Linked DNA regions of Homo sapiens: region 2 is linked to region 1. Evidence: chromatin loops called from intact Hi-C (ENCODE). Cell type or tissue: heart right ventricle. All regions are shown on one strand. Each heading gives the region's core, and the rest is flanking DNA. Links, peaks and the distances in the headings are about the cores only.

What was found. Peaks named below come from ENCODE experiments on the same cell type or tissue, not always from the same donor. Only the 100,000 strongest peaks of a DNase experiment are listed, where the experiment ranks them.
Region 2: it touches region 1 in a loop (1.8-fold over the local background); 7 of 110 quality-filtered maps call a loop at or near these places.

What each region holds. Positions count from the first base shown.
Region 1 is chr2:134,364,391-134,366,890 of GRCh38, forward strand. The region is part of intron 10 of MGAT5 (alpha-1,6-mannosylglycoprotein 6-beta-N-acetylglucosaminyltransferase); the gene reads left to right. Among named protein-coding and RNA genes, the nearest start is that of MGAT5, 110 kb to the left of the region's middle. In heart right ventricle, for the core only: a CTCF peak has its summit at 1,154; no DNase peak of the experiment used is centred there; H3K27ac peaks cover 306 bases.
Region 2 is chr2:134,266,091-134,279,771 of GRCh38, forward strand. MGAT5 (alpha-1,6-mannosylglycoprotein 6-beta-N-acetylglucosaminyltransferase) reads left to right here. Exons shown (of 16, transcript NM_002410.5): 2 at 4,296-4,460. Among named protein-coding and RNA genes, the nearest start is that of MGAT5, 19 kb to the left of the region's middle. In heart right ventricle, for the core only: no CTCF peak of the experiment used is centred there; no DNase peak of the experiment used is centred there; H3K27ac peaks cover 1,159 bases.

The DNA of each region.
Region 1 (2,500 bases), core at 1-2,500:
TTGGGAGGCTGAGACAGGAGAACCACTTGTACCTGGGAGGCGGATGTTGCAGTGAGCTGAGACCATGCCATTGCACTCCAGCCTGGGCAACAAGAGTGAAACTCTGTCTCAAAAAAAAAAGGAATCCCAAAACCATTAACCATGTTGCTCAAGTGATCTGGAGTGAGATTTAGAAATCCTTCCAGATTTTGAGGTGTGAAAACTCCATGGGTGCCCAAGCTTCTGTGTACCTGTGCTGTGCAGCACCTAAAGATTATAAAAGGTTGGGTTGCAGTGTGTCCACATTCATCTTTGCCTGAGTAATAACACCCAAAAATCCTGGGTGTTATTTCAATTTTATTACATCCAGCATTCTGTGCTGGAAAAAGCCCAAAAGATGAAAAATCCTATAAAGTTTTCACATGAATTCAGGACATCTTCTCCAACTCTAGAACACGGCACAGTATGTGAGAATTTAGTTTCTTTTTCCAAAGCTTGTGCGTCCTGGAGTATTTAGTGAATGCACACAGAAAACCAATGTGCCTTTTAAGTGAGATGTTACTCCAACCGCATTTCTAAAGTTACGTTCAACATAGGCTTTAGCTAGCAGGATGTTTTATCAGTCGTCTTCCCTATCTTGTTCTTGTGTCCCATTCCCCTCTCCCCTACCCAATCCCGATTCACCTCAGAGAGCTTCAGGAAGGGAAGTGGCACCTTTGTGTCCTGGGAGGTTTAGGATTGCAACTGGAGGATGTGGGAGGGCACAATTTGGACCAGATGACTTTGGAAGGTCTTCCTTCACCTCAGATTGTAGGACTTTAAATTCTGAAGATTCCTGCTGTGCCATAAATCCTGCTTCACTCTTCCCACCACCCTCCTTCTTGAGGGAATCTCCCTACTCACCTCGGCACTTAAGTGGGAAATGCAACCATGTAACTCCCTCCAATGTTGGCTGATTGGACCCTGGAGTTGTCCTCTGACCCAGTGCAGTCCAGCTTTTTGGTGGCTGGAACTGTAATTCTGGCTCAGAAAACTGAGCTGCATCAATGAGATTCTTCAGTTCATGTTGGAAAACAGAGTCACTGAGAGTGAGCCATGTTAACAGAAATCAAAAAAATGCGTCTGTGGCAGGAGGGCGAGGCGGAAGCCTTCCAGGAGTCCACATGATGAAGCAGGACCAATGTTGACAGGGAGAGGGTGCTGTTGAGAGGATAATGCATTCCTCCACAAGGAGAGGCACCACCCTGACAGAATTAGGGTGCAGTGGAGGGCCTGATAGAGTGGAAGACACAGATAGAACTCCTGCAGCCTGGAGAGAAAGAGAAAGTAGCTGCTGGAGTTTCTGGCAGCTTTCTTTTCCCAGATTATATATCCTTTCTCACACTCTGGTCTTGCAGTATCTAAGTACTCTGTTCCTATAGTCATATCAACATACTTACTAAAATACTAGATACTAAATGCCTATCAAGAAAAACAAGTGTATTAAATATACAAGCTAAGGAGGAGCGGGCTTGTCCTTTAATATCCTGTCCCCAGATTCATGACCAAGGTACTCAATGGTCTTGTCGTGATGTTATAGTACATGGTGGGGAGGTTGAGGTGGGGAGGGGAATCTTGCCGTCAGACTCCAGAATCCCAGGGGCATCAACTTAGGAACCACCTCTGCCCAAGCCCCTTAATATCAAATGAGACTACTAACAGCCTAATCCCAAATAGAAGTCTCTCTTCTTAACTCAGGAAGCTGCAGTTCTGGGTCCCTGATCTCTACCTCTGAGGCCATCTAATCATTCGCTCCTGCTAACACTAGAGATGTACCCAGAAGAACAGCAATCTGTCCAGTATGGTCAATTTCAAAATCCTTCTACATTCTTTTAAATAAAGTCATCAGAGAATGGAAAATTGGTCAACTTTGTAAAAAGAGATTTTTGAAATATGGGAATTGAAGTGTTAACTATATTACTTTAATTTCTGTGTTTCTTTAAAAATAGTATACTGAGCATAACTGAATCTTCAAGTGATGGTGCAGGGTTAGTATCTTATGTATTCATGATCCTACTATGATCTTAATACAAGATAATACATGATCGCCGCTAAGGTAAATGTCCTGGAGGCCTTTCTTTGACCACGTCAGGAGAACAAGAGTTGCCTCTGAATCACACATTGGGGTTCAGACTTGCAACTTAACCACATGTAAGGTGGTTGACTGTCCTGAGCCTCAGGTTCCTAGCCTGTAAAGTTGCGGCAGTAATAGCTGATGGCTTCTCAGCCTTACTAATGCACACATCACCTGAGGATCTTGTTAAAATGCAGACTCTGGTTCATACCTGGGATGAGACGGAGACTCTTTCTCACAAGCATCCAGGTGATACCGGTGGGCTGTTGGAAGAGCATGCTTTGAGCAGCAAGGTCTTAGGATAGGTGGGATTTGTACAATGTGTGGTACAAAGTAGCTGACCAATTCGCAAATAAATAACTCCTCTTTTCTATTTATCTTTGTCTTCCTGCTGCTTTTATCAGACTG
Region 2 (13,681 bases), core at 7,806-10,305, 90 kb before region 1:
GAGGCAGATGCAGTGAGCTGAAATCGTGCCACTGCACTCCAGCCTTGGCCACAGAGCAAGACTCCATCTCAAAAAAAAAAAAAAAAAGATTAAAACACAAAAATACTGTTATTTCTTTATTTTATTTTATTTTTGTTTATTTGAGATGGAGTATTGCTCTGGCTCTGTTACCCAGGCTGGAGTGCAGCGGTGCAATCTTGGCTCACTGCAACCTCCACCTCCCAGGTTCAAGCGATTCTCCTGCCTCAGCTTTCCGAGTAGTTGGGACTACAGGCACACGCCACCATGCCCAGCTATTTTTTGTATTTTTTGGAGAGACGGAGTTTCACCATGTTGGTCAGGCCGGTCTCTAACTCCTGACCTCAGGTGATCCGCCTGCCTCGGCCTCCCAAAGTGCTAGGATTACAGGCGTGAGCCGCCGCGCCAGCCTGTTATTTCTTTAAAGTTGTGATAAAACTGTTAACAGTTTTTGGAGGTTTAACAGTAAAATACAAAGGTGCAAAATAATTTCATTGCCCGGAAAGGTATAATTTATTGAGCCTTATTTGTGAGAGTACTATAGTTTGTTTCACTCATTCATTTGTTCACTTACGTAACACATGCTTAATGTGCCTAGCACTGTATAATGATACAGATATGGGCTTGGCGTCATCTCTGTCATTGTGTTTTTTATTAACAACATCCTTAATCTTGGGTTGGCTGCTTTGAAATGGTGACTCAGGTAGCTGCTTGAGTTGAAAATGAACTTTTTTCTTTCATATTGGGAGAGAAAACATGCCTACCTAGGTAAAGTGCTTAGAGAATTCAAGGTTTTTAGTAGGCTTATATTCCGTCTTCATTTTAAGGGAGAAGATAAAGAAAGAGTCTTAATTTTAAAAAAATCTTGGATCACTTGATGTATCTGGTAGTCTCCAGTGTCAGCTGGTGGATGTTTAGTGATACTGGGTCGGGTGGACAGAGTTACCACAGGACAGGGACATGAGTGAGTCTTAAGAGTGATTGGTATATGTTGTTACACAAACACATGGCAAAATCCCAGAGGTTATTCCCTAACAAGTAGATTCAGGGGGAGCAAGTCAGAGATGCTTGCTGGTGGACAGGTCCATTGTAGTTCTTAAGAGGTGGTGAAGCATGGTGGGTAAGAGCCATCAGCCCTGGAACCAGACTGGGTTTGAGTCCTGGATCTGTAATCACCTCTGCTAAGTTATTTAGCCTCTCTGTGCTGTGATTTATTCATTTGTTAAGAGGGGCATAGGGATGATCACATGCTCCTCAGACTGTCTTGGTAGGATTAAATGAATTAGTTCATGTAAAGTGCTCAGCACACTGCCTGGCATATAGAAAGTTCAATAAGTGGAGGAGGTTATATTGGGGTGGCCGTGGTGATGGTGATCCCTCCTCCTCATTATGAATCCCCTTTTACACTCCATGTCACACAGTCACAGAAGGTCAATCTTTGGCAGATGGGGTCAACAAGAGATAGTAGGTCAGTTGTATTTACTGGTCACTGTAATTTGAGAATTGAGGGAGAATATCTTCTTAATTGTAAGTATGACAACTTCATATCCTACCTAGAGTATACTCCACTAATAACTATCACCAATAACAATGGATTGAGGGACTGTGTCCAGTAGTCTGATGAGAGCCCATCAGCATTGGCTCATGTTCTGTTAGCTCCCCCATAGGGAGGAAGGCAGACTTCTCTCACTGCAACTTTCTGTTGTATTTGTAGCAGTCCCTCCAGTGAATGGAAGTCACACATGATGCAGGTTCATTCAGTAGGCATTTCCTATCCTGTAACCTCTCTATCACAGTTCTCTCTCCATGTCTCCACAGAGGGGCAGTGGGGAATACAGAGGGGTTGAGAGAATGCACCTAATTCAGCGGTTGTCAAATCAGGGCAGTTTTGTCCCTCCAAAGGATATTTAGCAGTGTCTGGAGACGTTTTTGATTGCCACACCTGGATAATTGCTGTTGTCATTCAGGGAGTAGAGACCAGGGATGCTGCTAAGCATCTTACAATGCAAGGACAGTCACCACGACAAAGAATTACCCGGCCCAAAGTGTCAGTAGTGCCGAGGTTGAGAAATCCTGAGTTAAGTCACACTAGAGGGCCAGGGCTTCTGTGCTTGGCCAACTACAATTACCGGTGATAGTTAAATGCTATTCTAGATTGTATTCGGATTCTAGCTGGCTGATGACACAGGCTCTAGGCAAAGAGGCTGAAATGGGGGAGATTGATCTTTTATATCTGAAGAGTATTTCTTTATACTGAACATTGCCACTTCTCACTGGCACGACTGCCCCCTTCTGTGTGACTGGCCTCTGGCACTCTTCAGAACTCTGGAGAGCCAGTTGATGCATTAGACTTAGTGACAGAACAGGTGACTGACTCCCGCTGTCTGTGCCAACTAATGATGTGCCTGTGACAAACTGAGTCATGCTGACCGTGGGACTGCAGACCGCAGAGGAGAGTGCTCTCATGACCCCTTGGATAAAGCAGTGAAGCTTTGCATCACCTGAGGAGAGAGTTCTTTGGGAAGGATGAGAACATTTTCCAGTGAAAGGTTTTATTTTACTTATATATTTAACAGGCAGTTATGCAGTGCTTATTATGTGCCAGCCAGTATTCAAAACACCTTATAAATATTAACTCTTTAACTCCTCTTGACAACCTCAAAGCTGAAGTGTTGTTCATGTCCCTCTTTTACAGGTAAGGAAACAGGAATGCCAGAGGTAGGACTCAAACCTAGGAACTCTGGCTCCAAAGTCAGGCCCTTAACCACTGTGTTATGGATGAAAGACTCTGAACTTCACCCTTGGTTTCTTTTTTCTACCCAGGTTCTTGACTTCTGATTGGTCCCATTGAGATGTCAGGGAATTAAGCAGTCCTGAGGCAAGCCCTCATTTTATCAGCTCATTATTTAATATCTGTGAACCTCAGTTTTCTTATCTGTAAAACGGAGTCACATCTACCTCATGGGGAGGATGTGAAGATAAAACAGTTGTCCATTTTGCATTGCTGTAAAAAATACCTGAGCCTGGGTAATTTATAAAGAAAAGAGGTTTATTTGGCTCAAGATTCTGCAGCTGTACAAGAAGCACAGCACCAGCATCTGCTTCTGGTTCATGAGGCATAATGGAACAGGCTGGTGCACCTTTGTTGAGATTCGCTGGCTGTGATCTGTGCTGTTTATGTGAGCATGTGTGTTTATTTCATGGCCAGATTACCGCATCTGCTCAGGGACAAGTTTGCTCTGTTTTTAGGAGAATGGAAGATGGCACCTTCCCGTTTGTCTTAACTCAGGGCTTTTCTCAGTCCTGCTACCCACACTGTGCACTTTTCCCCTGGCCCACTCCCAATTCAGAAATGGGTCTGGATTCTATTTCTGTGGATGGTTATGCAGTCACCCATCTGCTTTTCTGACACATACAAGTCAGTATATCTTTCTGTGATTATGAATTTTTAGAGGAGAGAGTCTAAGCTTATCTTTTCTTTTTTCTTTGAATATCTTGTCTACAAATAGTAAATGCATCCATAGGGGTGAAGAAGGAGTTCCTGTAATTTTTCCAGAGGGAAGTGCAGTACTCTTTAATGTGTAGTCAGATGTGTGAGAAAGGGAACCAACTCTTAAATGTAAGAACGATGAGAGTATATCCCCAGCATCTAGAATAATATCTGGCACATAGTAGTAGCTTAATAAATATTTGTGAGCAAATGAATGAGACTAATCTTTATTTTAAATATTTCCTAAATCTGATTATAGTCAACTCTGGGTTACCTAGCAGACCTGAAAATCTGGAGCTGTAGCTTTTATGAAGTGTTAGTGTATGTAACTAACAGAATTAAACACTTTTTAAAAAACTGGGACATGCTAGAGTATGCAACACGAAAAATAACAAACTTGATCCAGAGGCTACTTTGGGATCTTGCTGCACCCTTGGGGTGTCAAGCTTTGTGTGAGAAACTATGGTGCTGTAAGGAGGAGGAATTCAGTGTAGTGCTATAGCAGGATGCTAAATAACAAGGAGTTTTCTCTCTTGACCAAGTAGCTGGAAATAGTTATACCATGTTACTTATTGCCAGACTTGCATTCCACGACAGACTGATGTATTTAGTAGGATCTGGGCCAGTTGAAGACGGCCCTTGTCATCTTTCAGATGTGGTTTGACAGATCTTTTGTATCACTTCAGAAACATTTGAGAAGTTTTGTTCTCCACGATAAAGAGAGAGCAAGCCAGACAGATATGTAGAGGCCATAGAATTTTAAAATTGTCTGCACTTTCTTTTACAGATCTGAAGAAAACCCTTGCTGTGTTATTAGATAACATTTTGCAGCGCATTGGCAAGTTGGAGTCGAAGGTGGACAATCTTGTTGTCAATGGCACCGGAACAAACTCAACCAACTCCACTACAGCTGTTCCCAGCTTGGTTGCACTTGAGAAAATTAATGTGGCAGGTAAAAATAGCAATTCTCTGCCCTGATATGGAGTCACACCCTGCTTTGGACCAAGAAGAGAATAAAGGAGAGCAGTGGTTCTTACTGGAACCTGCATAATATAAATTCTATAAACTTGGCATGGCCATTGTAAAGATAAGTCTAAATTTATTTTTTAATAGCAGATGTTAAAATGCTTTTTATAGTTTTATCATGATGCATAATATTTGGTGGTTTGTGTGACACATTTGCTCTTAATGAGCTCCTGGAATTCACTTGTAAAGAGAAGATTCATGGCATAGATTAAATGAAATACAGAGGTTATTTGAGAAGCTTGTGCCTTTTAGAGTTCTTCCTCCTCCGTACTCCCATCAGACAATTTTGAAAGTCTGTTACGTATAATAGGTTCTCTCCTCCCTGTTGTTAAAAAAGAGCCACCATTGCCGAAAATGCCTCCTATGTATATATGGAGAAATAGAAATTCTGGAAATGGCTTTTAGGAGATAACCCCTGCCTAGTCGTAGGCAGATTCTGTAGCCACTCATGTACACCACCATGCGGTTCCCACTGGGAGGCATTTTGTTTGGCTCCTTCTGGAAACTGGAATATTGGATGAGACAAGGAAAATTGACTAAAAACAACACCCAGATTATACGCTGCATGTTGTTGCCTGCAGCTCACATTAGAACCCCCCCATCCCCGCAACTCCCCCACCATCACACTGCTCTGAGGTCAGCCCCTGGGTCTTTGTGCTTGAACCAGGACTGCTCTTGTTAGGGTGACCACGATTTTCTGGGGACCCAGGACAAAGTGAAGAGCCTGAGGATTAGGATTCAGTGCTTTGGGTGAATGGTTGTGAACAAGCTGTCTATACTTTTGGTGGGTGGTAGCCAAACTCTGGTTAATAGATAAAGTAAGTAACTAGGTTACTTTTGACATCAGTTCCTGCTTTAAAAAAAAATCTTGTTTCATATACTTTTAAGCTTATTTTCCTTTCCCTTTTGCTTGTAAAAATTCACACACTTAAGTGGGAGAGATTCTTTACCTTTCCCACCTCCCAGCGTCAAAACATTTAATTGTTTTACATTATGCAAGGTGGTTGTTATTACCTTTTTTAATGTTCTTTGCCCTTTAGCAAATTTTAAATTGCAAAATATATTTCTAATAATTCAAAGTATTCAACCAAACAAAGGTATTAAAAATAACTTTTAATTACAACACAGAGGCAGTGTCATCTAGGCCGTAAATCCTGTCTTCCTTGCAGTTTCCAACAGCTTCTGTAATTAGACAAGAGAACCTCCCACTGTGTTTAGCTGCTTTTTAATAACTGGAACCATGCCTCTTCAGTCTCCACTTGCCACCCCTGTACCCTGTAGAAAATGCTACTGGAAAGGCCCTATGTGGTTTCATCACTGTTCTGTGTCATATTTCTGGAGGTGGGATGGAGTGTTCTGCCTTTAACTTTGCTGTTCTCCACTGCCTCTGAAGTCCTGTGGCTTGTGAGCCTCTATAAACACATCTGCTGTCATTCTTTCCCCCATCGTGGCATCTTGCTGCCTCTGGCTGTCCTGTTTGTTGCAAGGCTCACAAGGACTTTGCTACCTGGGCTTTAAGCCACAGAGCACAGGGTCGTGGGTACACCTCTAAGAAGGAAATGGGAAGGACTTGGTGACTACTTTCAAACGAAGTCTGGAAATATACCAGCCGTATGTATTGAGCTAGTGTACCGCTTAACAAGCATCATGTTCTCTAAGCCAATGGCTCTGAGCGGGACTCCTTTAAATGTGCCACTGGTGCTGTGTTTTTAATAATATTTAAAGAACCAGAGTGTTGTGTTTTGTTTTTTTTTTCCTTTTTGGGCAATGGGAGCAAATTTAGAGTTACACATTTAATGATTAACCTCATTTGCATGTCTTTGCATCTCTCGGGTATGTGTGGGACACAGTCCATACCATCATAATTTTTACTGGCTAATTAGGAAAAGAATACACATGCATAAAATGACACAAACCATGGTTGCTGTAAAGTGGGGGTGACTCAGAAAAAAATTGGGAGGCAGGGAAGGAGAGGAAACTAACATTTAGTAGCTGTCCAGTAAATACAAGTTCCTCTGCCTGACCCTCCAATGTACATGATTTTACTTAATCTTCTTAGCATCTCTGAGAAGGGTTTTCACAGGTTTTGTTGAGTTTAAGTACTTGGGAGTGGGTGACTGTTGGTACTGGAGTCCCCTGAGCTCAGCTTCAGATCTGCTAGTGCTATGTAGAGAAGAGATTCTGAGTGTTAACTCCATCTCTCCTTCCATTTGTAAATTATCATAAAGGCATGTGTCTGTAAAAAGATGCTACCATTTTCTTACCTAGAAGAGAGCTGCCAGTTTCCTAGATTTAATCATCTGTCTCATTAAGGATTTCTCTGTCTCAGTGTCTGCTCTCAGGCTAATGTTTGTAAAAGCTGGCCCGTGTATGTGTGTGTGTGTCTGTGTGTGTGTGCGCGCGCGCGTGCGCGTGCATGCATGCAGAGGCATCCCTTTCATAGACACTGTCTTGGCCAAAGTGGATATAGATATGCTGGACAGCCTTCTTCATTTCCCCCAGAAGGTGGGGGGGGGTCCTTTATATCTTGTCAGTCAACTACATATTTTTAAAAAACGATTTGCCATGTCTATAGAGTACCAGAAAGAAGGACAAGGACTTAAGTGAACAGTTCTCATTTATGAGCAGCCCTTCCTTGCTTTTCTGCCCTCTCTCTGATCCATAACCATGCTGATGTCTTCAGACCCCTCTGTCAACCCAAGAATGGCTCCTGAGCTGTGAGAGTTCAGTTTTATGGGGTTCCAATCCTCGCCAAGTAAAGTTTTTCTCTCTCCCTTCCTGAATGGAGACATGCGGTAATTGCTCAGAAATGTTCTCCCTGGTGTGTCTTTACAGCTGACTCTGGTGTCTTATTGCTCACTGATGTTTCTGATTGCTTATTGTTGTGTCTTATTGCTTGCTAATATATCTTCTGGTTGGCTATAAACTGTCTCTAAATTGGGTACCATAGCAATTGAAGAAGGATTCCCTAAATTTATTTTCTTTAGGGGGATAGCTCTGTGTGTGTGTGTGTGTGTGTGTCTGTGTGTCTCCTTATTTTTTCTCTCTAGCTGTGTTCTGTGTAGCTTTTATCCAGTATGGCTTATCTTCACAAATTTATCACCGAGGGTTTTTTAATGTGAAAGTAAATTTGCCCCTAGGGAAATTTAGGTGGAAATGAGCTTTATTAAAATCAAGAAATCAGATTGAACTGGATTTTTGAGCTCTGTTTGTCTTGTTGAAGAGAAAGGGGACTCAAAGGAATGAAAAAGCAGATTTTTAAAATCCCCACCCTTCCACCAATCACACAGTAAATTAATTTCTCCATATTCACTTTCTGAAAGGGCTTGAAGGGCCTTCGTCAAAATTCTCTCCTTTTAGAATGATGCTTTGAATTTTAGAAAGACCCATTCTGTCTTTCTCTAGTTTTGTGATCTTAAGTGAGGAAGTGGAGCGAATAGGATTGGATCTGTGGTTCTTTGTCATGTACCTGAAATGGGGAAAAGGTAAAAAGTATACATATCTGATCATGAAAATGCTTGCCTTCTAAGGACTGAATGTCTGATATATCTTTGTTCTGCCCATAGTGTCTTGATTGTAGCCTTACCTGTTGAAGATAATTCAGTAAATATTGCTCACATGGATTGGTTTCTATTGGAGGGAACAGCATTTGGTTTCACCACCTGGAAGAGTTTCTTCTTATAGTTCTTCTTCTCAATTTACATTTGTGGTGATTTGCCTAGAAGTCGGACTTGGTATTTCGTTTCCCTAGTTCTCAGACCTTAGCAGACACCGCCTAAGAAGTGGGACTGCCTTTTTTGTTGGTCAGGACTGAACTTCCCATCAATGGTTATGGGATGTGGAGGCTTCATAGGATGTGATAGTTACAATCCTAGATGTGATAGTTACAATCCTAGATTGTGATACTTTAGAGGACAAGAACATTGTGTAGCTCTCTACGGGGTAGTGTATGTATGTGCATGTGTACACATTTATTTATACTCTCAATAAAGAGTTGTCATTCAAGGTCAGCTGAATAACTGGCCAGTGCTGACTGTTCCTTAAAAGCCAAAACCATAATGATAGCATCCAAGTGGTGTTGTGATGACTTAATAATTGCAAGGTCACTTGGGAAGCAGAACCACAAAATCAAAGGTACAGGTATAACTCAAGCGACAGTTTCCTGGTATTTAATCCAAGTTGAACTTACAGCAACCCTGCATTTTTTCCAAAGTGGGGAGCGATATGCAACACTTTCTAGTATTTGGGGTTGAAGTGCAATGTATTTGAATTTGGAAGCTGTTCTTAAAAACAGCAACCATTATTATTATTCTTACCATTTGAAAGTTGAAAATGAAAAATGTCCCTGCTGAGTTCCAGGGCTTGCATTTGGAAGTGCAATTTCCCCCTCTTTGTGCTGCTAATGGACCTTGAAATTTAGTTGTACCTGTGCTCTTTCCTTGTATGTGTACCCATGTCATCAGTTTGTGTTGAAGTAGCACCTGAAGTGTCCCAGCTCCACCCCTGGGCAGTGGCTCAGCAGATGACTTTCCCAGGGTCAGATACTGGTATGTCAGTGAGATCCCAGATGCTACTGAGAGACGGGAGAGAGATGAGATTGCAGGTGGCTTCCTATTAAGTTGAGCAAGAAGCAAATATGTTCTGTCTATCTACCTGTCACTTTCTGTTTTGTTATTTGCAATGGTAACAATAAATATGTGGACCCTTGTCAGAAGCTATTCTTTTGGTATCTTTACAGAAAAATGCTTGTCTTTGTTGGTATGGTTTTCACTTTGTGTGGTCAAGGATATTTTGTTTTTATTTAGAAGAAGAAAGACAGTTCAGAAGTGATGGTGATCTTTGAGGAAGTGAATTTATAGCAGTGATTAACAGCTGTGGGCGATTTTGCCCCCAGGGGACACATGTCAATGTCAGGACACATTTTGGTTTTCACAAATGAAGAGGTGCTATTTCCTTTTTTTTTTTTTTTTTTTTTTTTTGAGACAGTCTCGCTCTGTTGCTCAGGCCAGAATGCAGTGGCACTATCACAGCTCTTTGCAGCCTCGACCTTCCATGTCCCCACCCCCTGCCGCCTCAGCCTTCTGAGTAGCTGGGACTACAGGCAATGTGCCATCATGCCCGGCAAATTCTTTTTTCTTATTTTTTGTAGAGAATGGGGTCTTGCTATGTTGCCCAGGCTGGTTGGGCTCCTAGGCTCAAACGATCCTCCCACCTCAGCCTCCCAAAGTGCTGGGATTACAAGCATGAGCCACTGTGACTGGCCTATTTATTTCTAATAGATGAGGACAAGAGATGCTGCAAAAAGCATCCTACAATATATAAGACACTGCCCATAATAGAAGTATCCAGCCCCAAATGTCAATTGTGGCAGGTTTGTGAAATTCCGATCTATGAGATACTGTTAGAATCTGGTGCCAGCAGATATTTTCACCTATGGTTAGTGCAGAAAGACGCCTGAGACGCTGAAGTTTCCTGATTGCCAGCTGAGACCTAAAGTTCCTTTCCCTTTTCCTAGCAAGGCTGTTCACAAGCCCCCCCACCCCCGCCGCCCGCCAATCTCCACCTCATTTAGCTTTGCCACTGGTCTTGGAGGCCTCCAAGGAAAGAGATTTTAGAAACTCCCAGAAGACTATTTTAGGATCCTGCCCTTAAGGAACTCCTTTCCTGGCCCACAGTGTGCTTTTGGCAATGTACATTTTACTTCTGCTTCTATAGAAGGTAATTATTTCTTCTCGTGAAAGGACCACTAATTCCGGATAACAATGGTACAAAGTAGTCTTAGAGAATGGGTTTAAATTGCAGAATGTTTTAGAAGAAATTCTTTGTTATTTTAAGCAAAGTATATAATTATCAAGATATGAGAGAGTAAATTAAATAAGTTAAAGAAAACAAGACAGGTCCCCAAAGATCTACTTTACATCAGAAAATACCCTTGACAGCATACTTGGAGCAATATTGAAGAAAATGAGACTAGAGAGTTAATTGGGATTTGTGATGCATTTTCAATGTTAAATGAAGGAGTTTCTATTTTGTTCCCTGGGCCGTGGCAGTTGATGAGAGGTTTAAAGTAGGAGGATGAATAGGTGTGAGGTCTGTATTTCCAGAGAATAATTATGGGCCATGTGGAGTGAAATGCATATGAATGGGTGAGAGAGACTGCATTTAATCTTCAGTTAGGAGGAGAATGCCCTGGGTTAGAGATGTTCCTATGGCCCAGGGAGAAAGAATTTGAGACCCACGTTAGGGTGAAGCTGGTGTTATGGGGACACGGACAGACCGTGGGACAGGGCAAGGGAGAATTTGTCATAATTATTTCCAAGGGTGTAGCTTGAAGGATAGCTGGGTGACTCATTATTGAGGAAACAACCCAGCAGAGAGACAAGGTTCCATGAGGACTGTAGCCACAAGCCATTTGTTTCAGAATATCGGTTTAAAGGCAGTTGAAACTTTGATGCTAGTGTTGAGGGGATGAGGGACAATGAAAGGCAGCATCTGTGGAACCAGACTGGCTCGGTTCAAATACTGGCTCCACCACTTCATAGCAGTGTGACTTTGGGTAAGTTTCTTAGCCTTCCTCTGGCTGAGTTTCCCCATTTGTAAAATGGGGGAAATAATAGTAGTGTCCATTTCACAGTATTGTTAGGAGGTATATTAGTCCATTTTTACAGTGCTATAAAGATACTACCTGAGACTGGGTAATTTATAAAGAAAGGAGGTTTAACTGACTCAGAGTTCCACATGGCTGGGGAGGCATCAGGAAACTTGAATCATAGTGGAAGGGGAAGGAAGGCACGTCTTACATGGCGACAGGAGAGAGCGAGCGAGAGAGCAAGGAAGTGCCACACTTTAAAATCATCTGCTCTCCTGAGAACTCACTACCATGAGAACAGCATGAGGGAAACTGCCCCCATAATCCATTCACCTCCCACCAGCTCCCTCCCCTGACATGGGATTAAAATTTGAGATGAGATTTGGGTAGGGACACAGAGCCAAACCATGTCAGGAGGATTAGGTGAGACCAATAACGTTCTTAGAAACATGCTTGGCATAAAGTCAGTACTGTATGAGCATTTGTTAATTACAGTTTAAAAGTTACATATTTGGAATATTGACATAAAAATGGAACACTGTAGTGACTTCTTATTTGGATATCACCACTAATAGTGAAATTAATATGTGTATAGTGCTTTATAGATTAGAAAATAATTTTGTATATAGTGTTTCACTGGAACACTTTAAATTTGAAGTTCCCAAATTGATCTTTTTGTGCCTCTGTTATCAATATTTAGCTCATCACGAAATTCATGTTTTGTCAATAATCTCTTGGTTGCAAGAGGCCAACCACTTAGCTTATATTAACTTAAACTAAAAGGGAACTTGGGGCTCATGTCATTTGAAAGTTTGTGGGATGCTGTTGAGAGGTTCAGACATGGGAGCCATCTTTAAGAACCTCAGCTGTGTCCTCTCAGGTATTGGATACTGTCAGAAGCCATTTCTTTTGGTATGTTTACCGAAAATTCTTCTCATTGTTGGTATAGTTTTCACTTTGTGTTGTCAAGAGGGTTTTGCTTTTTATCATTAAGAAGAAAATACAGTTCAGAAGTGATGCTGTCCTTCAAGGCTATGTTAATATGTTCTGTCTTTTATTTTGCCTTCATTCTTAGGCCATCTTTGCATGGTGAGGGCAGAGATGGATGGTCCCAAGGAGGCTCTAGGTTTTAGTTTTCAGTCCCAGACGGCTGTGCTGCTTTCCAGGAAGTTTTGGCAACTCTCTAGAGCAGGGTCATGATTGGCTTGGCTTGGCCTCTATGCCTATTCATGATCCAGTCAGAGTGACCAGTATCATGTTCCATCCTGATTGGCTAGGCCTGGGTCACATGGGTCACCCCTGGGAATTCATGGTATAGGAGAGGGTCCCTGAAGAGATTTCAGATGAGCAGATAAAATGCATATGGCTACTAGAGACCCTGGTCATGTCATGGTTTGGCTTTCTGGAGCTATCCTAAACCTGACTCAAGCTTTTCTCTCCCTGAGTGTTTGGAGGGCAAAGCCTCAGGACTGCTAAATTTCTGCCTCCATTTTAAGCACTACTGTGGCCAAATGTGCCTCAGCCCCACTTGGAACGAGCCCAAACCCCTGCCTGCAGTTTATTCATGCTCTTACACACTTAACATGTTTTTGTCCACAGCCTGGCATGCTTCTGTTGTTCTGGCTGACTCTTCTTTACCACTTTTTTCAAGTCTCATTTGAAGCTCTGTCTCCCTAAGACTTGCTTGATGCCCCTCACATCCCAGAGGTTTGTGATGTCCTTGCCTTGTGTTCCTACCATGTGTGTCCTTGGACTTTTCCACTCTTTGCTTGTCTTCACAGCCAGTCTGTAAGCTCCTCAAAGGCATGGGTGGGATCTCATATTTTTCTTTTCAGTTCAGTGCTGAGCTTGGAGTCTGGCAAATCACAGGTTTTTATCAATAAATGTCCAGCTGGGTACATTCCTCCCTCTCCTAAACACAACTCCTGCCGGTCAGGCACTGTGTCCTAGAACCTTTGCCATGACGCTGATGGCCATGCTTTCACTTCTAGATCACCATTTCTGCCACTTATGTGCTTTGACAGGTCCCTGAATCCTTTTGGAATTCCCAGAAGCACCTGGAAAGTTTACTGCTAAATTGTTAAGACCGGAAGAGCCTTTGTTTCACTTCACTTTTGAAAACTGAGATTCCATAATAAGAATTTATTTTGTGTTTCTTGGTGGCTAATTATAAACCTGTAAGTAGGATTAAAAAAATTCAGGCCACCTCCACTACCTGAGAGGTTGCTTTGAATGAATAGTTCTTGCAGAAAAGAAACAGGGACCCAGAATTTCTAATTCTGTTGGACTAATTACTGACCCTTCAAGGAATACATGGCTTGTTTCATTTCGAAAAGTGAGACTATATATATCCCTGTCGGGAATAATGTTCCTCCCCAGCCACTTGATGGGGGAACTCAGTAACATACACTGCAGGGCTGTCCTGGGGACCTTGAAAGTGCGTCTACTCAGGGTTGTTCTTTGTATTGGTGATAGGACATGCTGAAATTAGACTTGTTTGTTTTAATCAGAAGGTGACAGATCCCACTTGCTTAATTTGGCTTAATGAGGTATGTGTA